Linked DNA regions of Homo sapiens: region 2 is linked to region 1. A link is a loop called in an ENCODE intact Hi-C map of the cell type or tissue named here. Cell type or tissue: tibial artery. All regions are shown on one strand. Links, peaks and the distances in the headings refer to the core of each region. The heading gives the core; the rest is flanking DNA. Region 1 has its middle 48 kb from the start of ITGA11. Region 2 overlaps ITGA11 (integrin subunit alpha 11).

The links. A loop is a pair of places that touch in the nucleus more often than their neighbours do. Peaks named below come from ENCODE experiments on the same cell type or tissue, not always from the same donor. Only the 100,000 strongest peaks of a DNase experiment are listed, where the experiment ranks them.
Region 2: it touches region 1 in a loop (3-fold over the local background); 1 of 110 quality-filtered maps calls a loop at or near these places.

What each region holds. Positions count from the first base shown.
Region 1 is chr15:68,477,613-68,481,998 of GRCh38, reverse strand. No RefSeq gene overlaps it. Among named protein-coding and RNA genes, the nearest start is that of ITGA11, 48 kb to the right of the region's middle. In tibial artery, for the core only: no CTCF peak of the experiment used is centred there; a DNase peak (open chromatin) is centred at 2,348; H3K27ac peaks cover 4,000 bases.
Region 2 is chr15:68,411,781-68,416,166 of GRCh38, reverse strand. The region is part of intron 1 of ITGA11 (integrin subunit alpha 11); the gene reads left to right. Among named protein-coding and RNA genes, the nearest start is that of ITGA11, 18 kb to the left of the region's middle. In tibial artery, for the core only: no CTCF peak of the experiment used is centred there; DNase peaks (open chromatin) are centred at 376, 936, 2,076 and 2,556; H3K27ac peaks cover 2,616 bases.

The sequences.
Region 1 (4,386 bases), core at 70-4,069:
ACCAATACCTCAAACCATCTCATCCATCCATTCTATTTCCCCCTTTTGTGTAAAAAAAACTAAAGAAGAAACACCCAACAGCCACTGGGTGCCAGGCAGTGTGCCCAGTGCTGGAGCACGTGTGATGCATAAGGTCGGCTCCTGTCCTCTGGAAGCTTGCAATCTGGTGAGAGGGCAACATGAAGCCTGAGGTTATCTCCTGAATGCTACTCTTATAGGATTTTCCTTAGTTCAGCTAAAGACGGGGTTCTTTGTCCCATGGCCATGAAAATTCAGGCTTGCAGACAATTTGGTGAGTAAGACAGGGTTTTATTGGGTGAAAAGGAAGAAAAGGGGGAAACAAGGACTCTCACTAGACCAGAGCCCCTTGCTGGAGCGCTTCCTGCAGGCAGCTTGGATCCCAGATTCCACACAGGAAAAGGAGGGGCCAGGCTCCTCCCCGCTGCAAACGGTGCAAACTTCCTGAGGCTCTACCCCAGTGCTGGAGTTTCTTTGGGGACCCCTTCCCACCTGGCTGTCTCACCACCTACACAGGTCCAGGCTCCCAGGGTGGCTGGGGGGACCCAGATACATAGAGAAAGACAGGCAGAAGGGGACACAGGGTGGGATGTTTTCATCTTGGGAATCCATAAACTTCTTACTGTAAAATTTCTTCAAACAAATTGAATGGGAAAAACATAAAACCAATAAGGGAGATAAAAGCAAGCTGTTTATGGAACCCTATAAACAGGGGTGGCTCAGAACACAATTTGAAAATCACTTTTCCAGGCCATTATACCAAGGTGTTTATAGCCATGTCACCTTTTTTGCAACTATAAGCACCAAATAAGAATGTGCTTGTTGCTTCTTGCTCCATACATGAGTTGAAATTAAGGCAAGGCTTCATTTAGCCAGGGGGACAGAGGTTCTCTACCCCTACCTTAACTCAAAGCAGTAAATGGCTAATAGCAGGTGCAAGGGGTTAGCACCACTCTGGGGGGTATTTGATCAGGGGAGTGGGCTTCTGTGTTCCTCCAATTGTATCATGAAGACAACCACCCACACCAAAAAGCACCAGGCAACTCTGTCTGGTACCCACTTCTCCATCCTTTCCTCCATTCACTCACTCAACTCATACATTTGGGGAGCACAAGTTTGTCAAGGTTCTCTGTTAGGCGTTTGGGACTACTGCAGTGAACCAGATACCCACCCTAGGGTCAGTAAAGAAGATAAGGCCTGTGTCACAAGAGAGGTACTGGTCGAGTGTTACAGGAGCTCAGAGGTGGAAGAAATCCCTGCCAGCGGAAGGAATGAGGGAAGGATCCCTGTGGGAGATGGCACTGAAGCTAAGCGTTGAAGGCTAGTGAGACCTGGACATGGGGAATCAGAAGTCTTTTTCAGGTCAAGACCCTGGTTGGGAAGACCAAGTTTCCTTTCTGCCAGAGCACAGTGGGAATGGAGGGGGTGGAGCACTGGTGAAATACATCCCCTCAAAGCTGCCCTGAACCCAGACCCAACTGGACAACCCCTGGCTCGTATGTGTGCCTGTGTCACCTGGGGCCATTTTCCAGCATTTGCCTGTGTACAACCTGTCCGGTCAACTCAAGTGAGAGCACCCCAAGGACCAGGACTATTTCATCTTCCGTGAAGACAAGTCACTGCATGGAGGTGGAGCATAATAAATGCTTGCTTGCTTGTTTCTTCGTTCATGCAACAGATGTTTATTGGGCACCTACTATGTATCAGCCTCCATTCTAAGCACTGGAATAGAGCAAGGAACAAAGAGATATTGCCCTGCCCTTGTGGCACTGACATGTCAGTGAAAGCTGCAGGCACAGGCTCTTTCCCGGCTGGCTAGACAGTTGATCTCCAACTCACCCTGAAGACTGAGAAAAACAAGCGTTCTCATCTCAGCTCCCTGCTTAGCTGTGTGACTCAGGGAAAGCTCTGTTATGCCTCTGAGTTTGTATCCTTGTTTATGAAAACAAGGCATTCATGATCGCACCCCACAGTGGGGCTAATGTGGAACAACGTGGGGAATGGAACAATCTGGGAGAGGTGCCCAGCACAGTGCCCTGGCCTAGTGGTACCTCTGCCTTACAAATATTAGTCCCTTTCCCTGCCCCATGCTAAGACCTCAGTTTTCTCATCTTTATAATGACCAGTTTGGGCCAGATGCTCTCCTCTCAAAAGGCCTTCTTGCAGCTGTAACATTTTGTGATTTCAAAATTCCAAAAAGGCAGGAGCAGTGGGAGGGCTCGTGTGTTATTCCTCGCAGTAAATCAGCCCCCGTATGAAGTCAGCTCGCCTCCCTGGCACGCCTCAGCTTTTCCCTTTATGAGGTTTGGGACCTGCCAACTCCTTTGAGCCACACTGGCTGCTTCTCCAAGCGTAAATGGCTTTACCATCCGCGTGTGCAGCTTACCCGTCCCCCTGCAATCCTGTGGAGAGGAAAACGGCCCCTTCTTATGCAACCCTGTCTGGAAAGACAGACAGCAAATGAGCACAGCTAAAAGTATTTCATTTTCGTGTGTGGTGGGGGGCCGAGGGGGGTTGTGGGAAGGTGGGTGACATTCCAACATGCTCTGGATTTTTATCTGTGTTTTGCTAGGAATATAAGAAATAAGAACACAAGAGTGGCAGCTCGGGCAGCTGTGAATCCGTCCCACAGTATTTTCAGTCCAGGATTCTGAAATGTCCTCCTCCTCCTTCCTAGAAAATGCACCCAGCCTCAAGGTTCCATCCAACCTCATTAGTGGATATGGTCAATTCCCGCCCAGACTCCCTCAGATCTCACCCTCTGGCTTTTTGGAGCTTTACTGCTAATGGCAGCAACTGTGACCTTCAGAGCAATATTCTTGGACACTGGAACAGCCTCACCACAGGGAGACCTGGACATAGGAAGGATTGATCTCCATCCACCCAAACTCCATAGCCAATGCCTGCCATCTCAGAGCTCCCCCTGGGAACAGGCTGAGCACGGGACTTCACCTGCCCTGGAACCCTTGCTTGGCTTCTTCCCCTAGCCGATCCTGCCTCACCCACTTCCTCGGCAGTCCTCCATGGGAGCACACCCTGGGCCAATCCATGGCACCTGAATGCTGGCTCCAGGTCTACTCCTGGTAGAACCCCACTTATTTTAGAACACTTATTTTAGAGATAACACAACAGACTCAACGTGGTTAAAGGAAGTAATAATCATGACTTTTTCAAGTGCCAGTGACAGAAACCTCTTTCAAATTAGAATAAGTAGAAAAAGGCTATTCATTTCAGTATTTGCCTTGAGGCCTCTGGATAGAGGATAGGCCTTTGCCTTGAGGATAGAGTTAGGAACTCTAACAATTTCAAGTTACTGCTTCTTCCAGGTGGCTGAGGAAGAAGATTCTAGGGAGTTCCTTGTAATTCTTAGGGTCTGTGTTTCCAGAGGAAAGGAAGGTGCCCTTTCTTATGGCTCTTGGGAAGGAAGGAGGAAGAGGAGGAGGCAGCTCGAGGAAGACTCTAATTAATCTTGCCTTGATCACATCCTGATACCAGAATCAGTTATTCTGGCTAGATTGATGAGTCCCTGAATGGCCAGACCACAGAACTATGCCCATACCTGGCCAGCAAGGACAGGTCAGCCCTGTCTGAATCACAGGGAGTGGAGGAGAGGAATAGGGAAGACCAGGGCACTGAGTTAGAAGTGACTTACCAAAGGCCAAGGAATTAGTAAGTGGTAAAGTTGAGATTTGAACCCAGGTGCTCTGTCTTGATGCTGAGGGTTGGTTTCATTATACCACAGCTGTGATCCACAGCACCTAGCCAGTACCAGGGGCATCTCAATGACCATGGTCAACATCAGCAGCCATGACATCCACTAAATTTATAGGACATCTTTAACCTTTCAACTCACTTTGACCAACACTCTCTTTTTCTCCATCCCCAGAAAACTGCAAGACATGCAGACTGATTGTAGATTCATATGCAATTCTAAGAAACAATACTGGGAGAGCCCAGGTATCCTTTACTCAGTTTCCCCTGTTGGTAACTATGGTATGCGATCACAGCCAGGAAATTGGCATTGGTATAGTCAAAATGTTTCCCACCACAAGGATCTCCCATGATGCTCTTTTAGAGCCACACCCACTTCTTTCCTATCCCCGCCTCTTCCTTAACCCCTGGAAACCACTAGAGAATCTTATGTTCTCCATTTCTATAATTTTGTCATTTAAAGAGTGTTATATAAGTGGAATCATATGGTCTATCACCTTTTGGTATTGACTTTTTTTCACTCTGTGAATTCTCTGGGTATTCAGCCAGTTGCTGCGTGTATCAATAGTTCATTCCTTTTTCTTGCTGAATAGTATCCCATGATCTGGATGTACCACAGTTTGTTTAACTATTCATTCACCTGTTAAAGGACATCTG
Region 2 (4,386 bases), core at 215-4,214, 66 kb after region 1:
AGCATTAGTTTATCTACCATACAACAGGACATTGAGGGGATGGGACAGATAACAGGCAAGGCTTTTGATGAGATGACAAGACTGAAGTAGAAGAGAGGGAGGCAGGCCAGGGTCAGGGTGCTCCAAGGTTGCAGGCACCCAGTGTGTGTGATGAGGATGTGCCAGGGCCTGGCTGAAAGGGGAGGTGGAATTGACAGAGGACAGTGGGTGAATGGCAGGCTGCTCTGCATCCCTCTACTTAGGCCCTTCTTGGATGAATATCAAGTTCATCTGATAAGCTCACCCCTGGTGGCAGGCAGCACCTGCTTCACTCTTTCTGAGCATCCACATCAAGGCCAGCTGAATCTTCAAGACTCTCAGCTGACGCAGACCCTGGAACTCACCTAGTGATGGCTCCCAGCCCCTCATGACACACATGAGCTCTCTGCTTCCTGGTGTGTTCTTTTTCACATGCTTAACATTCGAGAGGGCATGTGAGCACATCCCTATCTAGGGCTCCTCCTCCCGGGGAAGGTGGACACTGTGGCTGCAGCTCCATGACACAGGCCTTGCCTCAAACCACTGGCGTGCTCAGAGCCACTCCCTGCCGGAAGCAGCAGTGGGTGTGGACTGGGGACGTGCTGTTTCCCAAATGAGATAATCTCCCCCAGAGATTCTGCTAAGAAATGAGGGGTGTGCTCATACCATGGGGACAGATGATGCTTTTCCACAGAAGCCCCCCGTGCTGCTGAAATCCTTCTCCTTTCCCTTCTGTGGCCAGTCTCTCTATCCAGCCTTCAAATGGACAGCACCCTCCATCCCTTGAACCCCTCCCCTTTCTCTAGACTCCATCAGAAGACACAATTTCTTCGTCCCATTATTCCTCCCCGTCTTCTCCAGTGAGCTGCGTTCTGACCTGCACAAAGGCTGGGGAAGCCAAGAGACACATCCAGAGATGAGGAAGGCCAGTGGCTGGCGGTGATATTATAGTTGGAGGAATAAGGAATAGGAGAGACTCCATAGCGCTTCCTTCAGAAGAAAGGCAGGGGGATAAGGCCAAGTTAGCAGAGAGACAAGCAGTCCACCCAGGGGTAGTCATTTGGCAGAGAAGTAAGATGCTGACGAGTTGATCAGAGAAGCTAGAAAACAGGGGGGTCTTTTGCAAGAGTAAAGAGGAGGGATGCATCCCTCTCCTGGAAAGACCCAAGTTTGGTTAAGTTTTCTCTAGAGCACAGGAGGGTATCAGGGTGGTAAGAACTGGCTTGGCATCACCAGGCCAGCCCTAGTGGCAGCCTGCAACTGTAGCAGCAGGGCAGGCCCGGCTGGGCGCTAAGCCGTGGGGAGAGGGGTTACAGCTCACTTTCATGGGGGGGCTTGAGGCTGAGGGACACTTGTTTGGACCCAAGTGCTAGAGGGGAAGGAGGGAATGACCTCAGTCCCAAAAGCCAATCTGATAGATACTTGCGGAGGCCCTGGCCGTTGGCCTGCCCACGGGAGTGCCCCCGGTGCCAGTCTGCCTGCTCCTCCCCTCTGAGGGGAGATGGATTTGGAAATAAGTCCAGAGGAGGCGGAACACACAGACTCAGAACCTCAGTACTGGAAATGTTTGTAGACCACCTGGCCCTACTTCCTCATTTTCTAGAAGAGGAGACAGAGGTCCAGAGAGGGAAGGTATTTGTTTCAGGTCACATAGCCAGTCGAGAAACCAGGTCTTCTGATGTCCAAACTAGTTCTCACCACAGTGGTCTCAGCACTCAGGAGGGGCTGTTATACTCCCATGTCCCCTTTGCTGAGTCCTGGAACCAGCTGTCCTAAAGTCAGAAGTTCATCCTGTGGCCTTTGACCTTAGCATTCTGCCCTCCAGCCCCGTCCCCCCAGGGACCATTCCTAGAAGACCTCAGGGAGACTGAGAAGCCTCTGTCATTCCAAGGCCACAGTCATGCCTCAAAGGAGCTGGTGCTCCCTGCCTGGTGTCCGCAAGTTTTGAATTAAGAGGGGGTCTGATGGCAGCCATGTTGCCCTCCTGCCCACTTGCCCTAAGTCTCCTCATCGAGGTTTCAGCAGCATAGTCCAGCTCTGGGGCTAGGCTGGGCTTTCTGTGGAAAGGTGACCACATCGCCTGGACCCCCACCAAGGCCTCTGTCTTTCTGACATCTGGGTGTGTCCAGAAGCCCCAGCCAGGGCAGGAGGGCCCAGCCAAGTCTCCATGGTACAGGCAAAGGGAGAGAGAGAGCTGGGCCCTGGACAATGCCAAACGTTTGATGGTGATTTTCTTTCGTTCTTTCCTTGGCTTGGGAATGCAAAATATTATCGTTTTTGCCTGGAGATTTCCCTTCCTAAATGCGCATGGCTCCGGCCAACATTAAGATGAGTTTGCATTCCTCCACACTGCCTGGTTTCCAATTCTAAATTGTTTGCTGAGACTCAAGACAGATGCTCGAGTGCCGACAACTGGAAGTCAGCTGGCGTCTGCCCAAGGGAACCTCACTGACATGTGCCGTGGTGGGTCTTCGATGTTACAAAGCAGGAGCCTCTCATTTTACAGATGGGGAAGCTGAGGCCCAGAGAGGCACCGGGGCTCTCAATGGACATCCAGCCAAGTTAATGACAAAGCTGAGATTAGAACTCAGATCACCCCACCCTAGTCCAAACTTCTCCTGGCTTCACTTCAGGCTCTGTTGACTTATAAACATGTCTGTTGCCTGCCCAGTGGGGCTGTAAGCTCTGAACACCGTAAGTCGTGTCTCAGCCAGCTTGGTGTCCTCACTTCCTACCATGGAACCTGGAGCTCCATAGACCCCAAATAGAGGTTTATTGAACTGAAGGGCCATAGAGGGGACTAACACAGAAGGAGTGGTGGTGAACATAGATAAGTATGAAGAGAGGCTGGTGACCTTGGACACATTTCTACCCCGCTCTGGGCCTTAGTCTTCTCACTTATAGCAACAAGCTTTTTAAACTCGACAGAGCAGTTCTCAAACTGTGTTCCAGGAAACCCTAAGGTTTCAGTGAGGCATCTTATGTCTGCTACTGAGGGTGGGAAATTCCTCCCTACCCCCTAGTCCTAACCCCAACATCCACTTCTTGTGTCTACTTTTCATGTATATATTTTGTTCAAAAAATGTGAGATTCGCTGTAGAAAAACAAAGTTTGGAGGCTAATAGATTATTTGATCTGGAAAATTCCTGCTTGTTCTTAAAGATAAAGTCCTGGCTGGGTGCCAGTGGCTCACGCCTGTAATCCCAGCACTTTGGGAGGCCGAGGCAGGTAGATCACTTGAGGTCAGGAGTTCAAGACTAGCCTGGCCAATATGATGAAACCCTGTCTCTACTAAAAGTACAAAAATTAGCCAGGCATGGTAGCACATGCCTGTAGTCCCAGCTACTTGGAAGACTGAGGCAGGAGAATTGCTTGAACCTGGGAGGCGGAGGTTGCAGTGAGCCGAGATTACACCATTGTACTCCAGTCTGGGTGACAGAACGAGACTCTGTCTCAAAAAAAAAAAAAAAAAAAAAAAAAGCGAATAAGTTCCCCCTCCCTAATAACATATTTGCTACACACCACCTTTGACCCAATGGTAGCTTGTCTAACGGGGAGTTCGTGTCATGCCCCCTAGCAACTGGAAAGAGAGAAAATGAGGTGAAGGAGGCCTCATGCTCTGGAGGCTCCGTTCTGCACAGAGCTGCTCCAGAGCCCAGAATCCATGTTGGGTGCCTGGCTGGCTGTGGGTCTGCGTCTGTCATTCCCTGAGTGATTCAGGACAACCCAGCCATCAGGCCCGGTGTATGGCTGAGGCAGGAGGAGGCCATGATTTGCTCGTTAGGCCACACTTCTCCCTGACAGGGTAGGCCCGGGCCCAGCTCTGCCTAATGTTGGGTCTTCCTGATGAGATCTTGAGTAGGAAATGATTGGGGTACTACCCCAGCAACCACGAGTCCCCAGAGATCCCCAGCTCCTCTTCTCCTTGTCTTTGTCCAATCACTCTGTGAAATTGTTCCTCCTCCCTGATGGTCCATCACTTAAGAGCTAAGCTGCATCAATTATCAATTGCTATAATAATGTCCTGTAACCAATAATCCCCCCAAATCTCAGTGGCACACAATAATAATTGTTTAGTTCACATATCTGGGGTCAGCTGAGGGTGGGGGAGTGAACTGGTCCAAGCTAAGCTCAACTGAGTGGCTCTGCTGGGCTCACTGGGCTTGCTTGTGAGTTTGGGGGTGCTGACCTCAGCTAGGTTGGGCTGGGGCAACTCAGCTGGGGCAGCTCTGCTCCGAATATCTCTCACTCTTTTCCTGGGGTCAGTGGACTAGCCGTCTCATGTTGCTGCCAGAAGTGCCAGCAAGCAGAAATAGACAAGGCATCCTAAGGCCCAAGCTGGGAATGGGCACACATTATTTCTGCTCA